Linked DNA regions of Homo sapiens: region 2 is linked to region 1. A link is a loop called in an ENCODE intact Hi-C map of the cell type or tissue named here. Cell type or tissue: chondrocyte. All regions are shown on one strand. Links, peaks and the distances in the headings refer to the core of each region. The heading gives the core; the rest is flanking DNA. Region 1 has its middle 11 kb from the start of MIR4486. Region 2 has its middle 27 kb from the start of HTATIP2.

What was found. Hi-C counts contacts between places; a loop is a spot of excess contacts. Peaks named below come from ENCODE experiments on the same cell type or tissue, not always from the same donor. Only the 100,000 strongest peaks of a DNase experiment are listed, where the experiment ranks them.
Region 2: it touches region 1 in a loop (4-fold over the local background); 2 of 110 quality-filtered maps call a loop at or near these places.

Annotation. Positions count from the first base shown.
Region 1 is chr11:19,558,836-19,568,944 of GRCh38, reverse strand. It overlaps a transcript of NAV2 not described here. Among named protein-coding and RNA genes, the nearest start is that of MIR4486, 11 kb to the left of the region's middle. In chondrocyte, for the core only: a CTCF peak has its summit at 4,741 (motif pointing left); no DNase peak of the experiment used is centred there.
Region 2 is chr11:20,332,070-20,342,178 of GRCh38, reverse strand. No RefSeq gene overlaps it. Among named protein-coding and RNA genes, the nearest start is that of HTATIP2, 27 kb to the left of the region's middle. In chondrocyte, for the core only: CTCF peaks have their summits at 4,238 and 4,441 (motif pointing right); no DNase peak of the experiment used is centred there.

The DNA.
Region 1 (10,109 bases), core at 968-8,967:
CTTCCAATGCTGCCTGTCACATAGAAGATGCGTAGGAGACCCAGGGCAGTACATCTGAAATGTAAGTTAATGACTTTGGCCCAATAACTCCTAATCAGATCCACTTAGATTAGAATTAGAGAGACCTCACCTTTGCATTCTCAGAGTGTGGCCAACGTGAATGGGGAGGTGACGTTAGCAGCACAGACTTGGGTTCTGAGACCTGGCTCAGCCTTATGTAACTAAGACCTTGGGCAAGTGCTCACCATCTTTGCTCCCCTTCCTTCAATGGGGGACTAAAGAACCGGGACTAGACCTACCTGGGAGGTGCTTTCATAAGAAGTCAATGAGATCAAGTCTGTGAAGTGCTTAGCAGGGTCTGACACAAACAGTGCTCCAGGAGAGAGCCTCTTATGCTCTGGACTTCTGGGTCAAGTTGGCTTTTGCCACTGTAAAGATCCATCTGTACAGCTTGGACATCCAGAACTCACAATCACAATCCAGAACTGGGCTCCAGACACACCCTCACCTCTAACTCTGCCTGCTCCATGTCCTTCCTCGAGTGTGAATCCTCCCAGGCTTCACATTGATTCCACAGCCCAAGTCTCTCACGTCTAGAGCCTCTCTCAGGGTCTCAGTACTGGAGCTCATTTCTACAAAAACTATTTTTACTGGGCATCCTTGCCTGAGCCTAGAGATCTCTGAGCCCCCAAAGACAGCCCTGGTGGCCTCCTAAGCTTCACAGAGTGATACTCAAAGGAAGAATGTGAGCTGTGGCTTGTGCCAAAGCCTAGAGAAGAATGTGCCAGGCCAAGGGAACAACAGGGGCAAATGGGCACAGGCACTGGTTCTCTGACTTGCTCATTCATGTTTCATCCATTCAACATTTACCGAGCACCTACTGTGAGCCAGGCGCTGCATCAGCTGCAGGATCACAGCTGTGAACAAGCACCTGCCCTCAGAGAGTGCACAGCCAGGGGGAGACAGAATATGAAATATGAAGTTACACTATAGTGTGATCGGTGTTAGGATGCGAGGGTACACAGAGCCCCTGACTGGGCATGAGGCAGGGTGTATGCAGCCTGGGGAGAAGGTCAGTGATGGGAGACCCCTCGGAAGGAGGAACTTTAACCTGAGCATGACTGTGAGTAGGTTCCTGGAGGATTTTCTTTTTGAAAGAGAGGGTAAAGTGAGGAAATGAGTTCCAGATTGCAGAATAGCCTATGGAAAGACCTAAAGACAAGGAAGAATGTGGTCTATCAGAGGGACTGAATTAAGCTCCAGGGCTGGAGGTTAAAGGGCCATAGTGAGATGTCTGAGGGCCAAGGCTGGGGACAAAGGGGGGCCTGGCTCACCAAGAGTCTTAGAGCTACAGTGCAATGGTTAAGCTCACAAACCAGGGAGGCAGAAAGCCTAGAATTAATGCCCTGTTCAGCCACTTACTAGTTGTGTGACCTGGGGCAAATCACTCAACCTCTCTGGACAGTGCTGATGGGAAAAGAGAGAAGGGAATAAATGTGAGAACATTACAGAAATAAATCTGCAAGATGACTTCAGGGAACCATATACATTGGTCCAAAACATTGCATGGAAAGCCTCAGTTTTGCTCTCTAGTGGGTCGGTTGTCCCCTGGGATCACCACTTAGGATGCAAACTACACTTCCCTTCCACAGCCCTGGCCTCCAATCCTCACCCAGTGTGGATCACTGGCCAGCCTTTCTTTCTTTGGCTGCAAGAAGTCCACAGTCAAAAGTGAAAAGAACCAGTTGCACCCGGTCATCCTGTCCCCGGCAATAGCTGGATGTTCAAGAGAGGAGAAAAAGAAGTATCTGTGAAGCTGTCAGCAGGGAAATTCTGGAACATGGTGGAGACAGAAATATTTACTTTGCAGGGATAAATATTACAGAAACAGCCCTCCATCATCCAGTCTCTGGTCTAATGTAGATTTCTCGTTCCAGAAAGGTATCCTTATTGCCTGCAAAAGTGACAGCTGCAGAAAGTGTAGACCTTTTTCATAAAACAAATAAATGCAAACAAATAAACATAATATATGGAAGATTCTTTCTCACAGGCAATGGTGAAAATACATGGATTTGAGTTAGGCCTTTGTGGGTGTGTCTTTCAGATCCTTGGTGACCATGGGCCAGTTATCATGCCCCTCTAGACCTTAGTTTCCCTGGATGCTGGACAGAGCATATGTAAGTATCTTCACAACATGGCTGTGAGGATGGAGTGTGCCCAGGATAATGTCTGGTGTTTCATAAATATGGATTCTCTGTCTCATACTCATCTTCCTCTCTATAGCATGAACTTCCTACATAACCGGCAGTTCTGGAATATCTGAATCCACAAGCAGCTCCAACCAGCTGCCTGAGCTCCCTGTCTCAGGCACAGGGGTGGCTGCCAAAATGACACAAAGAATCTCAGTAACTGAGCCAAATGGCGTTTGCAAAACTCCTCAAGTTTATGGATCACCTTGAAGTTAAAGGTGGAATTTAGTCATGGTCTCCTTTTGACTCAGAGAGATCTTTACAAACTGGAGATCATTTGCTTGTCTGTAACAACTGCACATTAAAATGACCACCTTGGGCTGGGAGTGGTGGCTCATGCCTGTAATCCCAGCACTTTGGGAGGCCGAGGTGGGTGAATTGCTTGAGACCAGGAGTTTGAGACTAGCCTGGGCAACATGGTGAAACCCTGTTCTTACCAACAGCAACAACAAAAAAAATTAGCCAGGTGTGTTGGCGTGCACCTGTAGTCCCAGCTACTCAGAAGGCTTAAAGGTGGGAGGATTGCTTGAGCCCCAGAGGTTGAGGCTGCAGTGAGCTGTGATGGTGCCACTGCACTCCAGCTTGGGTGACAGAGCGAAGCCCTGTTTCACAAAAAAATAAAATAAAATAAAATAAAATAAAATAAAATAAAATAAAATAAAATCTCCTTGGATAGCTCTTCATGCTGCAGCCCAGTGTCCTGCGGTCTATCCATAGGTTGCTGACATTACAATTCACCAGTGCAAATGAGAGCAAGCCCAGAGCTCCAGAGGAGAAACACGAAGTCGCAAGTTCTTTTCCTCCAGCTGCCATTGGATGCCAGGCCACATCGAGCATTTCGTCTTTAGATGGCGAGACAGCCAGGAGGAAAATTGAAATGTCTGCACAGTGTTGTGTACATTGCATGACAGTGTCTTTGAAAAGCACATCTCATTGGGTGCACACATGTTTGCACACAGACATGGTTTATTTTAATGGTGTATTCAAAGCAGGGAGTGGGCTGTAGTAGTCATTTTACTGGCATTAATTTCTGTGGAAAAAAAAGGCGGGCTGTCAATTTATCACCATAGGAAAATCAATGAAATTTGAGCTTATTCCAGATACCTATGAAAGGGGTGGTTAAGGGAGAGATCAGTGATGCATGTAGCCCTTCCTCAGATGTCCTGACTCCTGGGTTCCTGGGAGCAGAGCCTAGCAAAGAACTGGTGTTTTCAAGACTGCTAATTACAAGCAAATCTCAAATTCAGAATGTGATCAAGCCACTACCGAAGCTCTCACCAAAGGACTCTTGGATGAAGAGGGAGGAGGGGACCTTTAATTGGAGAACAAATGGGAATTTGAATAATTTGAAAGATTAGGGAAATAGGAGAAGAGTACTTCCAAGGGTTTCGAGGCAGTGCGGAGTAGGAAGAAAAGCATGGGCTTTAACCTCAGCCACTGGGCTTTACAGATTTGATTGATGTAGGAGTAAACATATGTAAAAGGACAGCGATGGATCCCGGCAACATACTGGGCACACACTAGGCGGCCGGTGCCATTATTACCTTTTTCTGGAGAGGGGGCAGGCAGGGTCTCACTCTGTCATCCAGACTGAGTACAGTGGTGTGATCTCGGCTCACTGCAACATCTGCCTCTTGGGTTCAAGAGATTCTCCTGCCTCAGCCTCCCGAGTAGCTGGGATTACAGGCATCTGCCATCACTCCTGGCTATCTTTGTATTTTTTAGTAGAGGTAGGGTTTCACTATGTTGACCAGGCTGGTCTTGAACTCCTGACCTCAGGTGATCCGCCAGCCTCTGCTTCCCAAAGTGCTGGGATTACAGGCGTGAGCCACCACGCCCGGCCCAGTGTCATTATTACTTTTGCTGCTCATTGGCTGCGTGGCTCTGAGCAAGTCACCCGACCTCTTTGGGCCTCAGCCTTCCCCTCTGTGACATGCTCCTGGGGAGCCCGGTGGGAGGTACAGAATAGCACACGGTGGGCACTCAAGCGGCGGCGGACCTCCCGGCCCCCTGATTTCTAGGGGACGGCAGGAAGGGAACTAGAGGGCAGGTCTGGACACTCAGGCCCCGCCCCGCCCCTCAGCCCCTCTCGCTAAGTCTGGTGAGGCACCTCACGCAGTTGCTCCTCCAAATGGAAAAAGAACACGACGCCCAGATCAGAGCTCTGCCAAGAGTCTCCTTAGAAAGGCCCGGCAGCCAGCACTCTGCCGAGGGCCTGCCAGAGCCCGACTGGGTGGTGAAAATAAAATTAACAGCTAATGAGCCGCTTCCTGAGGCTTCAGGGAAGAGCCAGTGTCAGCCAGCGCAGGGTCTCACTTTTTGAGCAATTAGAGGAAAAGCAGGATTCTGTCTTGTGAGCATCACCAGATATTCCTGTCCACAGTGGGGGGAAAATTCGAGAAGAAACGCTGATCCCAGCCTCAGCCCATTCCCCCAGAGAGCGCCCCACCCTCAAGGATCACCAGCGCTATGCCCTGAAATGTGTTTATGCTTCCCCCTGCTGGTGGCTCTTGTCACTGCACTCCCCAAAGCCCCCGCCACAGAATGGGTAGGCCAGGCTTCTCACAGCCGCTCATCTTCCCTGGAGGGGTAGGGGTCGGGGGTTCAGGTGGGGACGGGCTCCTGATTGCAGAGGCTGCAGCTGGCCTCCATGTGAACAGGTGAAGACAGGGAATGTATCTAAAGAACGACATTACAGTAGCAGCTAATATTTATTTGTTCAATATTTAATTTATTAAATATATTTGCTTTGCTTTAATTGATTTGCTTAATATTTATTTGCAAGGTGCCAAGCCCAATGCTAAGCATTTTTCCTGCTTTACCTCCCTTAACTCTCTCAATAACCCTGTGAGGTAGTTATTACTATTCTCTTCATGTTACAGGAGGAGTCTGAAGCTCAGGCATGCTGAAGTTCATACATCTGGTAACTGGCAGAGCCCAGATTTGAACCCAGGCAAGCTTAACTCCAGATCTTCCATTGTAGTGGCGGTTCTCCAACTTTTGGGGGCATGTGAATCGCTTGGGATACATATTAAAATGCCCCATAGACCCGGGATTCAATGGGTCTTGGGTAAATAAAGCCCAGGACTCAGCATTTTAACAAGCACATTGGTGAATTCTGGTGTAGCTGATTAATGGATGCTACTTCAAGATTTACTGCAGCCCACCAGGTGCATCCCGATCCAAGGGCTCAAGTAGCAACCAAGGTGTTCATTTTACTTTACAGTTGTTACAGACAAAAATCGACTCTGGTCTATAAAGGTCCCTCTGTGTCAAAAGGAGACCATGACTAAATTCCACTCTTAGCCTCAATATTCACAAAGATCTAGCCTAAGTGTAATGGGGTTCCGACTCCTGAGTCCTGGCACCCAACTCTGTATTACTGGTAGAGCTGTGTTTGGGAAGAGAGACTGGGGAAGTGATGGAGAGCTGGTAGGGAAGGTGTTGTCCTGACTATTGGGCAGGCGTGGGAAATTCACTTCTTTTCCCTGGTCTTGGTTTGTCCATCTAAGCAATGAAAAGATTTCGGATCTTCTCTAAATTTTGAAAATTCTATCTGCCCACAATCCAAACTTTTGTATTTCTTTTGTTTTCCTGAGAGCTCTCATAGCAATCAAACTGAGCTATCCAGTGTCCCAGCTTCTGCTTTCTGATAGGTCCAGATGTTAATTGGGTCTCTGCTGGTAATGTATTTAATACCTTCTCTAGGTAGGTGAGGTGTCTTGGCAGGGCCTACTCCATGTTTTGAAGGTGACATTATTTTAGGACCCAGAGAAAACTCATGAGATTAGATGGATAGACAGAGATTCCTTGACATCTTACTGACCACACCATTAATACATATGATTGGCTCTGAATGGAACTTGGTTATGAAGCAACCCTGTCTTGTAGGTGCTACTGATGCAGATCTATAGACTAGGAGACATAAAACCTGGGCTCTGACCTGAGAACTATTGCTTTAGTGCTGCGTAAATCCACACCAGCACAGGGCCTTCATTTTTCTCTTCACAATGAGGCATTAGGCTTTGTGGTACATGGTCCCTTTCTTCCTGGATTCTGAGATGTATTAGATCAGCCAGCTCTGGGCAAGCCATGTGTCAGAGGTCTAATCCCTAATCAAACATCTTAGAATCCTATTCTGTTGCTGATTTAGTGCCTAAGCTCCAGGGCTGTCAAAACTTGAAACTGAAAAAAAAATATGAAGAGTCAAAAACATTAAGTGAAGACCCAATCCATGTCTCAAAGAGAGAGTTTATTGTAAGTATCTTATCCTGCCCTAAAGGATGCCCGGAGCCCCCAGAGATGCCCCAAAAGCTTGAGGCCCCAGGGGCTACTCTGCTTGTCAACAAGACTTTCCACCCTCTGAGAGCGGATTTGCCCCAAAGGGTTGGTGGTCAGGCATAATAACTTGATTCTGTCATGATCCACCTCACAGGCAGGTGCCGTCTTTCTATATATGGATGTTGCGAGACTAAATGAGAAAATATAGATAACACTTGGCACAGTCAGAGTTCTGTAACTGTGGATTGTTGTGATGGTTTTTGTTATTTTTACTAGTTAATCCTTATAAGGGTATCTGTAAAATGGGTATATTACCACTGCCAGGGAAATGGTTGGAAGATTAAATGAATGCAGTGTGGAGGCACGAGGCCCTCACCCCCAGAGGCTTAGTGCCTGCATCTCTGGATGGGGTGACACCCAGGCCCATCAATGGCAGGAGAGAAGAAAAGCCTGAAGTAGAAAAATGTTGGAGACCTCAGCCCTCATCTCCAGGAGCCCCCTTCATCATCCCCAGGGATGGTAGCCTGGGGCAGTGGGGCAGGATCTCTTCTTAGCCAAGGCCCAGTGGCAACCGTAACTGAGCCAGACTTGCAGGCTGTGGAGCCTTGGCCAAGTCACTTAACCTCCCTGAGCCTCAAGGGGGTTAAAACAGAGTGCAAGGCAGAGGTCCCATTCAAGGAATTCAATGCCAAGTGGTATAAGAAGCAGAAATCTTAGGAAGGGCTTCAGATAGCCACAGGCTATGGAATTTGGGATCCGTGGCAATTTAACTTAGATCTCAGGGAGTCCCCAAACACATATCTAAATTAAACAGAGTGATGAAGATAATTAACTTACTGATATCTAGTAATAATAGGTGCTTACACAATGTTCACTGATTAACAAGAGAAATTTACTGAATATATTGTACTAAATAGCTGATGAAAGCAAGGTCAAGTTCAAGTGGCCTTTGCTATAAGCCTTGGATTTCTGAATTTCATATATGTATGTGAAGGTTGAGGCTAGCAAACACAAGGGCCAGACAATTTCCTGATTTTCCCAAAATAACAGGTGGGCCCAGCAGTGTCCCCCTTCCCTGGTTTCCCGCCCGACTCTCCGTGACTGGTTAGGAGACGCTGCACCCAGATATCCGGCTTCACTCACAGCTGACCACACTGAGCAGTACCGTCATGTGAACAGAATTAGTCATCATTTTGATGAAAGTGAACAATCAAAGGAAGAAGACCCAACACACATTCTGTCTTTTATCTTCTATCAGAAATGCCTCTTTCTGACCTTAGAGACCCAAGCTGAAATTTAGAATCGGAAGGGATGGTTGAGGTCATCCATCCAGAATTTGCCAGGTGTATTCAGAAGAACACTGGTCTTAACGGAAAAAGAGGGTCTGAGGTCAGGGAAGTTTGGAAAACATTGCACATATATCCTTTCCTGCCCTTTGAAATTCACTATGCAGCCAGGCACTTAAAACTCTTGGAAGAGTCCTGAAGAAAGAAGCCTGTTCAATTTTGTTTAACCCAGAGTTTCTCAAACTTATTTATCTTTGGGACCTTGCTGTTGATGCACTTTCCTCTTGCCCACTTAGTGTGTACTGACATGAGCATTTCTTCTATCTGGTCTACTCTATTCATTCCCAGTATAGCTGTAGTTCCTGAAGTCACCTGAATGTGCAACCCATTATCTAGACCAGACACTCAGAAAGATGGAGTAGCTTACCTAAGGCCATATAGCTAATTATTCTTAATAGTCATAAACCAATATTTGTATAGCAATAAAGCTCATATTTGTACAGTGCTTTAGAGTTTTCTATAAACTTATATTCACAGCATGTTGTTTATCAAATGTGATAAGAGCTGCAATGTTGTTGAAGGCATACTCCACATCAGGGCTTTTACAGGTATGACCTCAGTGGCGCTTCACAGCAGACATCTGAGGCACATTGCTCGTTATAAAGGCGAAGACACTGAGGCTCAGAGACTCCAATTAAAGTGCCCAAGGTCACACAGCTGGCAAGTAGCAGAGCCAAGACTTGAATCCAGAAAGTTTGATTCCAAAGCCATCCCCAGTGCCCCGCACCCCAGTGAGAACTTGTTTTCTCGCAGGCAGGAAGCAGATGTCTCAATAGCTGATAACCTGGGAATCTCAGGGTTTGTCTAAAGCTTGTGATTAGTTATCAGATTTCTCAGGAAGCACATCCTTACTCTTTTTTTTCTCTTTTTAAGTGGAGAAATCACCAAAGGAGGCCACAACATCAAGAAAATAGTCTCTTTTACCACCGATTCTGAGCAAAGCAATGAAAAACAGCTTCAACAAAAAGCTAATTAGAAAGTCATAACTTGGAAAACCACCAAATGCAATTCTGATGAGGATCAAATTTAATAAAAGCACAGCTTCTGGTTCCTGCAGCTAGAGCGAAGCAGGCACGTGAGGGGAATGGCTAAGGCAGACTCAGCTAGAGAAATCGGGATTCCAGGTACACCAGGCAGCACTCCAGGCTGTCCATCTATCCGCCCCCAGGGGGAGAAGGGCTCAGGCAGCTTACTGAGAAGGGGGCTCTGGAGACACTCACCAGGGGCAGACCATGAAAACCAGACTGGCCCTGGGAAAGGGAGAGTGCCAGAAGCTTCCGAAGAAAGCACTTCCCATCCCCAGGCTCCTTTCCTGTAACAAGGTTCCTGGGAGTTTCCTTACTGCACAGATGAGAATGGCTTGTCATTAACATTCACATCAATAGACGCTTCTTGAAGACTTGAAAATGGCTATTGCCTGTGGGGATAAGCATGTGACCCCTCCTGCCATCCACCCTCAGCCACCCTAGTGCCAAGGAAAGGAAGCATGAATACAGATTCTACCAGCAGTAGACACATTCTGAACAAATGAAGTTCAAATTAAAATCTCAAAATAATTCATGCTCCCATAATGCTTTATAGGTGATAAGATGCTTTCTTGGGCATTTCCTTATTTAGTCTGTGCCATAATTCTATTTGGTGGTTGTCTTTACTATATCCACCTGACATCACACAAGGAAAACAAGGCTCGGGGGTTAAATGACTTGGCCAAGGGCACAGAGCTTACAACAATGGTGCCATAGGAGAATGGGCTTTTAATTCAGAAAGACCTGGGCTTCAATTCTAGCTCTGTCCTTACCTGACATGTGATCTTGGGAACAATCTCTGTAGCCGAGGCACCTCAGTCTCCTCAGCTGTGAAGGTGGCTTCCATGTATGGAGGACTTTCTGTGTGCCAGGCACTACTATAAGTACCTGTGGTAGGTGGTTTGCAAGATGGCCACTAATAATTCCTCCCATTCTTGCATGTGCAAGTCACTCATCTCATCAAGAGGAGAGGCCTGTGTCTCTCTTCCTTAAATCTGGGCTGGCTTTGTAACTTGCTTTGACTTATGGAATATGGTAGAAGTGACTGCTGTGCCAGCTCCCAGGCAAGGCGGTAAGAGGCTGGGAACGGCCTTTAGTTCTCTTGGAGTCCTGCGCCACCATGTATAGGGCAAACACACTTGACAGCAATAACATAAACATACCCTGAGAATGGCCCTGTATGGCACCTGTGTGGGACTTGAATGTGT
Region 2 (10,109 bases), core at 951-8,950, 770 kb before region 1:
CTCCTGACCTCAAGCCATCCTTCCACCTCAGCCTCCCAAGTAGCTGGGATTTCAGGTATGTGTCACCACACTGGGCTCTATCTGGATATTTTCAAAGCACATCTGAGTGGATAAAATAGACTATTTCCAATTAGGCTTTTTCCTTTTCAGCCTCAGATACTTGCTTTTGGGGGCCCTCGAGTCTCTTGAGAGCAGAGGAGCTGAAGGTTCAAGTGACTGAGGGGCTGGGGTGGAAAAAGGTCTGGCAGAGATGGACAGAAGAATGGAGGAGGTAGGAGCTTGAAGGGGGACATATCAAAGGATTCAGGAAACTGAATGGAAGATTGAAAGTGGCAAAAGGATGAAGGAGGAGCAGAAGCAAAGGGAAGGCAGAAACTTCAGAGGGGCCAGTTTTGGGAGATCTTAAGTTTCCCCAAGGAGCCAATGGAGTTCCAAATTATCCTCAGCAAAATTGTGCCAACAAGAAGGAGGTGGACATCTAGTCAGCAGGGGCTTGAGAAGGGGATTTCAGTTAAGTGAGAAGTTCCCATGGGAGGAGCAGGATTAAACAGAGAAAACAGAGAAGACTTAAACAAAATTGGTTCCATTAGGCCCTGAATATCAGCTTCCAATTAGGCCAATTTCTGACCATAGATCTTTAAAAAAAAAATTCTTTCAAATATCTTATTATCAAGTTTTAGCTGGGACAAACAGTAAATATCTCTGGCAATACTGAACTTCTTTTTAAAATAATTTTTTTGAAACTAAAGGTATCTATTTCAAGTGACTCAAAACAAAAGCCAATAAGCCTTTTATGACTTACAACCAACAAGACTTTTATAGCTTAACCGTGGACGCAAGAGTCATCTTCAAAGAGAGTGCAAAAAAGGCAGCCTTTCAAGATCCAGACCACTCCCAAAGATAGCCACAAGAAAGACAGACTTAGATGGCCCTTCTTGAGGGCTGGCAACAGTCAGTAAGACATTAGCGGAGAATGAGATGCAACCTACATTTCCATCAGGCCATATTCTCAGGGCCAACAACCTGATGGTTGACTGTCTGCACATTTCCCTGGCAGGCAGAAAGCCAAGCCAAGCTCTCAGGATGCAAAATGAGATAACTAGGAAAGCAGTAGCTGTCTCTGGCATGGAAAGAATCAGTAAACAAGATGTACCTCAAAACCAAGTTAGCCAAATGTGCAAGAATCATAATCCAAAGAACTAATGTTTGCAAGTTTTTCTTCTGCAAATATGAATATGGAAAAGAAAAAGTGACAAGGAGAAATTTTTACCTTTGTCTCTTAACTGGGTGCTACAAACAGAGATCTGAGAAAGCTGACTTTGGGAGAATGCTTACCTTTTTCTGGCTTTTGTCAGTTTCCCTGGATCCCATCAGCAGGATCTGAAATGAGTGAGGTGTCCAGCCGTCCCTTTGTGGTCACCAGAAACTGTAGGGGAGGAAAAATTTCTTTTTATCCTTCTAAGTTCTCAGCTGGGGCCTCTGTAACAAAAGGCAGATTAAGAAGAGAAAAGCATACAAATTTATTTAATGTAAATTTTATGTGACAAGGGAGTCTTCACAAGGAAATGAAGATCAGAAGTGGTTAAACCTGAGCGTTTTTTGATTTGTCATTTTAAGACGGAGTCTCGCTCTGTCACTCAGGCTGGAGTGCAGCGGTGCAGTCTCAGCTCACTGCAACCTCCACCTCCCACGTTCAAGTGATTCTCCTGCCTCAGCCTCCTGGAGTAGCTGGGATTACACGCACCTGCCACCATGCGCGGCTAATTTTTTTTTTTTTTTTTGTATTTTTAGTAGAGATGGGGTTTTGCCATGTTGACTGGGCTGGTCTTGAACTCCTGACCTCAAGTGATCCACCCACCTCGGCCTCCCAAAGTGCTGGATTATAGAAGTGAGCCACTGCTCCCGACCAAACCTGAGTGTTTTTATGCTAGGTTTGAAAAGTCATGGAAAGTTAGGAAAGTTGTGGGAAAATGTGATAGGACAAAAGTAACAAACTGGGGGAAATTTAGCAAGACCTGTTCATTCATATTTCTTTTGGTGTCCCTTCATCTTTAGGAATATGGATATTCCTTTCCTCCGGGTATAGAGTAAGGTACCTCTCACCTGAAGGTCTATAACCTGCTTCAGGATAGAAGGGCAAGGGAAAGTCAGAGAGTTCCTCCTACTGTTTCTCAAATTACTTCAGCTTAAAAATATTCAATATGCCAAGCTCCTATATTTTGGGGTAATGTGTCTTTGGGGTAGGCATCCTGAACTCCATTATCTCATGTAAGCCATCATGCCACCTTGGGAAGATCTATCAAGGAGTGAGGGCAGAGCAGAAGTAAAGCGCAGTCAACCAACAGAGAGAGAAATTGGGTCCTAAGGCCTTGTTTGCTATGATTATGCAGGCCGGTAAATTCTTTTCTCATTGCAATCTCTTGCAACAGAAGTAATCCAAACTGACGTGGCAGTTATATTTATTAATTTCTTACTTTGTGTCTATCCCTGTGCTAAGCGCTTTCCATGTCTTATCTGTTTTATCTTCTAACTGTCATAATAGCTCTATTAAGTAGAAATGAGATAGGCACTACTATTTTGGGGAAACTGTAAAAACCATGAAATAACTCATCTGAGAGCACACAATTTGTAAACGGAACAATCAGAATTTGAATCCAGTTTCAGGCTTTTCTTATAAAACTAGTATTCCCAGAAATGACACAACTACTCCCTAATGTAATATACATGCTCTAAAAAATATGACCTTGGTTGGTTGTCGCTCTAGGTAAGAGTAGCACATTTCTATCTATTCAAAGTTTCATTGATTTCTCCTTTCTCTGGGTATTGGTCAGGGTCACCATAGTCGAAGCCACCAAAATTTATCTCTCATTTGCATATTGTGCTATATTACTTGCCAACTGTCTTACTAGAATGAACATTCTATGAAAGCAGGAACATTGTTTTGTTCACCGTTGCATCCCTAACACCTAGAACAGTACCTAATCACCAAGGCATTAAATAATATGTTGCATGAGTGAATGAACAAATGTGGATCAGCTTTCCTTGACTATATTGGACAACTTGGAGAGCAAGAGAATACTTGAGAATGTTACACGCTTGATAATATTGATCGGAATCCTTTTTGTATCTTCCATATCTTCATATTGTAGAGGCTGAATGCACTTGGTCACACATACATACATGCAGGCAGGTATGCACGCATGTTAACAGATAGATACGTCAACTGCACTCTTAAAACTCACTTGTTTCTCTCAGCTTCCACAGCAGGATCTGAGAGCATCTGGTTAGTGCCTTGAAACTGAATGTGAATGTTCCCAAACCCTGTTCTAGGCTCCTTTGCTAAGAGCAAAGCAGGGTCTACATTCTTGGCACTGTTGTGGTGGAACTGGCCCCAGCAGAGGAGCCTGAGAGATCTGAGGTCTCATCCTAGCTTTGCCACTTACTAGCTTTGTGGCCTTAGGCAGAGCCTTTTATGTCATTGTACCTCCATTTCCTTGGGCATAATACAGGAATAATAATTCAGACCCGTTTATCTCCCAGCTTTTTGTGAGAAGCAAATTCTATGGCTATGAGAAGACTGAAAAACCAAACAGGATATTTAAGAGTATAAATTGGATTCATACCATTTCTGGGTAAAAGAGGTTAAAAATCTCATTTTGATGCCTAAATCCCTTATATTTATTGACTGTGTGGGTAGCACAGGATTTGACTGAATGCAAATTGAAAGCAATTTAGCCAAATGATTTGGAAGAAAGAAATCTGGTTGAAATTAGTTGGCTCATAAAACAGATTGGTCAAAATAACAGTTTGATAAAGAAAACTTGATTTTCCCAATTATTGGTTTTACAATAATTGGTTATTTGGTTTTACTTTGATGGGGAAGTCTTTTCCCATCTTTTGATATTATTTTTTGCCTTAAGGAATTTCTTAGACTTTTAAAAATTTTACCTGTTTAAGTCATTTTAAGGACATTTTTGATTTGGGTCTTTCATCAGTTTGGCCATGTATCAAATGTTCCTCTCAGGAGATCTTACTAGCATCCATTAATTATTTATAACTGGGAATTCATAATTGAATAATTAAAAAAATAGATTGCCGGAACACACTCAACTTCTCAGCTTGATAAATGTTGGAGTTTCCCTTTCAAACATTTGGACTCTCGGCAACTGGCTGCTTTTGGGTCCCTTTTACCACTTTTATGCAATTTGCTGTTAAGAGAGAGCAATGAAGGGGAGAAAATCTTGAGTGCAGGGGAGGAAGCAGTCAGGATTCCAGTGTGGACAAAGACACTATTATCGGCTAAGAGCCTTCTAAAACCTCCATTTAAATTTAAAACTAGCGGGCAAACTCAACTGTTGAAGTGGAAGAGGAAAGATTGGGTGGGAGGAAGGCAGTGAGGGGATATGCATCAAGCCGTAAACTCCGTGGAAAGCACAAGAGGGCGGTGTAACGCTAAATATTTCAACACCGACTGCTTGAAATCCTAACACTTGGACCTAAACATTACATTAAAATTCAAAGCCTTGAGATAAGAACTATAGCATCTATTTATGAGGCCATCAACAAAATACTTGCAAGTGGTTTTTTTCAGTGCTTTTACTAGGAAAAATTGAAATATACACACAAGTAGCAAGAGTTGTATATTGAATTCTCACGCCCATCACCCAGACAAAATAATCAGCAAGAGTTCACCACCTGTGCTTCATCTTGCCTTTCTTCTTTTCTCTAACTTTTTTTTGGAAGTATTTTAAAGCAGATCCCAGACAGCATGTTATTTTGTCCCTACCTAGTTCAGTTTGCATTCCTGAAAGGCATGGAGATTTTTCTATTTTACATAAATATAGGCCATTCTCACTCTTGACAAAGTTTCTTGTTATTTTAAAATATCCAATTCATTATCCAATAATTCCAGTTGTCTCTAAAATATTGTTTTCTAGTTTTGTTTGAATCCGTAACCAAACAAGGTCCATAAATTGTATTTGGTTGTTCTATTTCTTGTCTCTTTTAATCTAGATAGAACAATAGTCACCCTTTCCCTTACCCTCATGCTTTTTCTGATGCCACTATACATTCAAGAAAGATCCAGATTCTGGATTTGCCTGTTTGATTCTTCATAATGTTTAGAAGTAACTTTTTATATTTTTTTAAGCAAGAGTAAATAAATGTTGTATTCTTAATAGATCGTTTAGGATTCTTAGAGTATTTGGATTGCAGATCTTGGTTTTATGCTGTGTTACTCTTAAACTCAACAGCACAAACTATGAAGGCAGATAGAACCACGTTTAAATCCCAGCTTGGCTGTTTAATAGCTGAATATTCATCAATCTGAGCCTCAATTTCTTTATTTGTAAAGCAGATGTCTTGGGACATATGATTCTTGGGAAGATTAAATGACAATTTATGGTAAGCTCTTGGGACATAATAGCTGTACCATAATTGATAACTATTATTGATAATTGTTAATTTGATAGTTAATAATTGATAACTATTTGATAATTGATTACTATTATCACCAAACTGTATTTTCATAATGCTTACCATTTCTGAACAAGACAGGTAATACACAATCTGATGACAATAACAGACAGTTCATTTTCATTCTCAAGGGTGAAAAGTGTAATTAGTTTAGGTCTGCCACATTTATTCTCCTGCTGAAAATCATTTAATGACTATGGAAATCAGTATAACTCATTCAAATATAGAAATTAGTGTTCTGTGGAGCCATAGCAAATGAAAATGTCCTGTTATGTGTTAAGATGTTAAAGAAAGATTTATGAGTAGAGACTAGCAAGCCAAGAATTTATAAACCCATTTTTCTTGTCAAATCTCAGTACCTGATCCAATAACAACAGTAACCATAATAATAACAGCCCTTATTTTTCCAATTGACAAGACTGCCAAGCTCTAATTGATGAAAAGAATTCACCTGGTGATCCAACAGTCACCCTGCCATAATGTCAATCATAATAAATTGCAAGGCTGCAGATGAAGCACTCAGAAAATAAATATTGGCTGTTGAGGGTTTAAAGGAAAGAACACCTAGGACTGGAGAGTCACTGATGCTCCCGACTCCACTGGAGATGATTGTGTGAGATGTAACATTTAATACAAGTAGTAGTATTCTGCATGTTCAGAAAAATTTCGATCACCACTATTGGCATGGACTAATTCAGTCTAAAACAAAAATCCATTAGGGAATTGAAAGTAGAAGAACTTAAGTCTATTCTCAAATTGTGTATAAACAGAAAGAGGAGAGTGAAGTTAGCTGCTAATATTTTAAGTGTCTTTTATTGACCTGGAATAGTCTATTTACATACATTTTAAAAATCTTACATTTAAATTAAAATATAGCATTCTGCCTCCTATCCTTTTTGGTACAAATCCAACTACATGTAAATAAATAAAATAAAATGAAAATATACTAATTGCATTTTAAAATAACATGTGCTTATTATGTTAAATAATTGTGTATGCTTATTAAGAAAAAAGTCCAATACACAAGCATTTATTTGAAGGTAATATAATTTGGCAACAGTTTTGTTATTATGCTGATCCAATAAAAAATCAACCCTATAAATGCATGTTACGTTGGAGATGATGATTCACTCTTCCACAGTAACTTTGAAAGTATCTGCTTTAATTAGCACTGCTTATAACAAAAGCATCATTCTGTTTTCTAATGTGCTGTAAAAATGGATATCAAAATTATTCTCTTAAATGTATTGTACTTTTGTAGTGAAATTCATACTGCAAATATCTGACATGCAAGGACTATATATAAAGGACTATAAAATAAAGAACAAAAATGTGTTCCTTATAGGAAAGCTTGATTAGTTTCTACTTTTCTAACTAATGATTTACATCAAACCTACTGCAATCCAAAGAGACAAATGGTAATAAACTGGACAACTGTGGTCAGTGGCCACATAAATAACTTCATCTGCAAACCAAATCCCTCAATTTAAAATTGGATGGCTCTTTCCCTTGAAATTACAAGAAGGAGATCATACCCTTCCAACAAGGCCAACATGAATTCATTTGGTTGTTATTACTGTCTTTCTCCGGGCAACATAAACTGCCAGAGAATATTAGTCCTTTCGTAGTCATGTTTCAAAAGCAGACCTAATTGTTGGTAAAACATGCTAATTGTCAGAAACAGATGCTTGAAGATGGGTATGTCATTTTTGACAATGTAATCAAAGATCTTGTAATGATTATCTGCTCTTGAATTATGGATTCCAGAGTTCCAGAATTTCAGTGTTGGAGGGACCTTCAAGTCTCTTTTAGCTCTTCCTCTAGCGTCTACCCAGATTAAGCTGGAGACTCTTCTGATCTTGTAAAACTCCCCACAGATGAAGATTCTATTCTTTTTTTTTTTTTGTCTTTTTTTTTAAGACAGGGTCTCACTCTGTTGCCCAGGCTGGAGTGCAGTGACATGATCTCAGCTCTCTGTAACCTCCACCTCCCAGGTTCAGGCGACTCGCCTGCTTCAGCCTCCCGAATAGCTGGGACTACAGGCATGCGCCACCACGTCTGACTAATTTTTGTATTTTTAGTAGAGACAGGGGTTTCACTATATTTGCCAGGCTGGTCTCGAACTCTTGACCTCAAGTGATCTGCCCGCCTTGGCCTCCCAAAGTGCTGGGATTTCAGGTGTGAGCCACCGCGCCCAGCCGAAGACTCTATTCTTATCTTACTAATTGATTTCAAGAGTTTACTAACACAGATGTTTAAGTTCTTTCCCAGAGCCCAAAGTGAATCTGATATTTTTGTAGTAGTCTCCACAAACTTCCAAATGTGTACACCATGCTGTTGTAGAAAGAGCACTGAACTTGGAAGCAAAAGACCTGGATTTGACACTTCCTATTTGACCTTTGACAACTCCTTAATCTTTCTTGGGTTCAGTTTCCTTATTGGAACAGTGAAGCTAGTAATTCTTCACTAATCTATCTCAAAGGAAGTTGTGAGAATCAAATGAACAAAGATATGTAAAAACACATAACAATTGTAAAGTTGCAGACTTTTAAGTCTCATGATATTTAGGAAGTATAGAAAGAAGTAAAACTTTAGGTCTTAAGTATTTATTTTGCTACGGATTTTGGTTATGATTGTTTTCAGTTTACATTAGACATACCCTTTATGCAGGGGTCTGATCCCCAGGCCTAACATCTACAAAATTTCAACATCCATCCATCGCTTAGATTCTTTTTAAGCATATTGGGAGCTGTGAAGTCATATAAATTAAGCTGTTGCAAAAATGGTTAGTGCTATTCTATTAAGAATTACAGTGAACCACCTGTTTCAGAAAATCCTGAGGCTACATTGTTTAATGAGGGCTAGGCTGAGTAGTTTTTCTTGGAAACTATAAGGCATATCCTTTATGAATGAATCTAGTTTGCAAGGAACTTGACTACACAGAGAATCATCTGATCCTAACATGGTAGTCAGCATCCCCAACTCAAAAGACCATATTGAAATCAAAGAAGCAAGGAGAGTATCTGCCATTTGTATAGTGCAGTTTTCTAAGTTCTTCCATATATTACAAATAGAATGTGTAATATGACTTACATCATTGGAATAATCTCAGTAATTTGAGAAGTGGCAACAAAAAGTAAGGAAGTAAATGTCATAAGTTCAACCACTTAAATATCTTAAGGCAAAACTGTAGGGAGATTAAAAACACAGATGTAAAAAGTGTGTATCCAAACTCAGGTGTGATACTAACATCCATCAGAATACAAAGCTGTACCATTTATGCAATGGAGTGGAGATTTGTACCTTCTCCTCATTTGTTTCCTTTTTCTCATTCTAACTTTCCTTTGGAAAACCATCACTCATTGCCTAGCATCCATACACTTTGGGTGTTATAGACGTTATACTTTGGTCCTGGGGTGGGCTCTGATTGCTCTCAATCAATCTGGTTGATCCTTACTTCTTTGACATTATTCAGGATTGGTCTAAGCACAGTGAAACTCAGACCTGTGTTTGAAGGATGCGTAAAGCATCCTCTTTTCCAGGATGTGAAGGAGAAAGCCCAGTCTTCTGCTGTCAGCTATCTTAAGACTATGCCTGAAGCCCACCTAATGATAAGTTCACCCACACTGAAGAGCAGGGTGGAGAGGTGTGTGGAGAAAAGAGGTGAAGCCTAAACCATCTCATGGCTTATCAAGTATGAAAGCCAACACATTTTCTGCATATTTAAGCTACTTTGAAATGGATTTTCTCTTACTTGCAACCTAAATCACCCTAAATGATATATTTAATATACAAAGCACTTTTTGGTTTTGTTGTTGTTGTTTTGCTTTTTGAGGCAGGGTCTTTCTCTGTGTTATCTAGGCTAAGTGTAATGGTGTATCACTGCTCATTGCAGCCTCAACCTGCTGGTCTCAAGCGATCTTCCCACCTCAGCCCCCCAAGTAGCTGGAACTACAGATGCATGCCACAAAGCCCAGGTAATTTAAAATTTTTTTGTAGAGATGGGGTCTCACTATGTTGCCCAGGCTGGTCCTGAACTCCTGGGCTCAAGTTATCCTTCTGCTTTGGCCTCCCAAAGTGCTGGGATTACAGGTGTGAGCCACCATCCCCAGCCATAAAATACTTTTGCATCATATATTGCGTAATTGTACATTCACAATGACTCTGTAGAGTGGGTTTCACTGTTATTCCCATTTTACAGAAGAGGAAGGGAATCTCAGAGGTTTATGACCTGCATAAAGGCCATACCAGGCAAGTGTTGGAGCCAGAAATTGAATCAGGTGTTCTAGCCTAAGAGCAATTGCTTTCTGCTCTACCACGTCATGTTGAAAAGCCAAATTAAAGGCAGATTTTTGGGTTTTTATGACCTAGGAAGCATATAAGATTGTTTAATTATTAATATTATTAAAAATGGCAGGCACAAATTATAAAACTTAAAATCTGAATCTTTTGTTTGCAGCAGTGGTTGGATTCCTTAATTTAAAAAATCCTTTTGACATATGGGCCCTAACCTGTGGTCTGAGTATGCTGTAACTTTCATTGACTATACTGTAGTTTTAGCTCTGTACTGTACAACCAGGCAGCAATGATGATCTTCCGTTATGTGAAAGCTGGGATTATACACCTTTATGGTT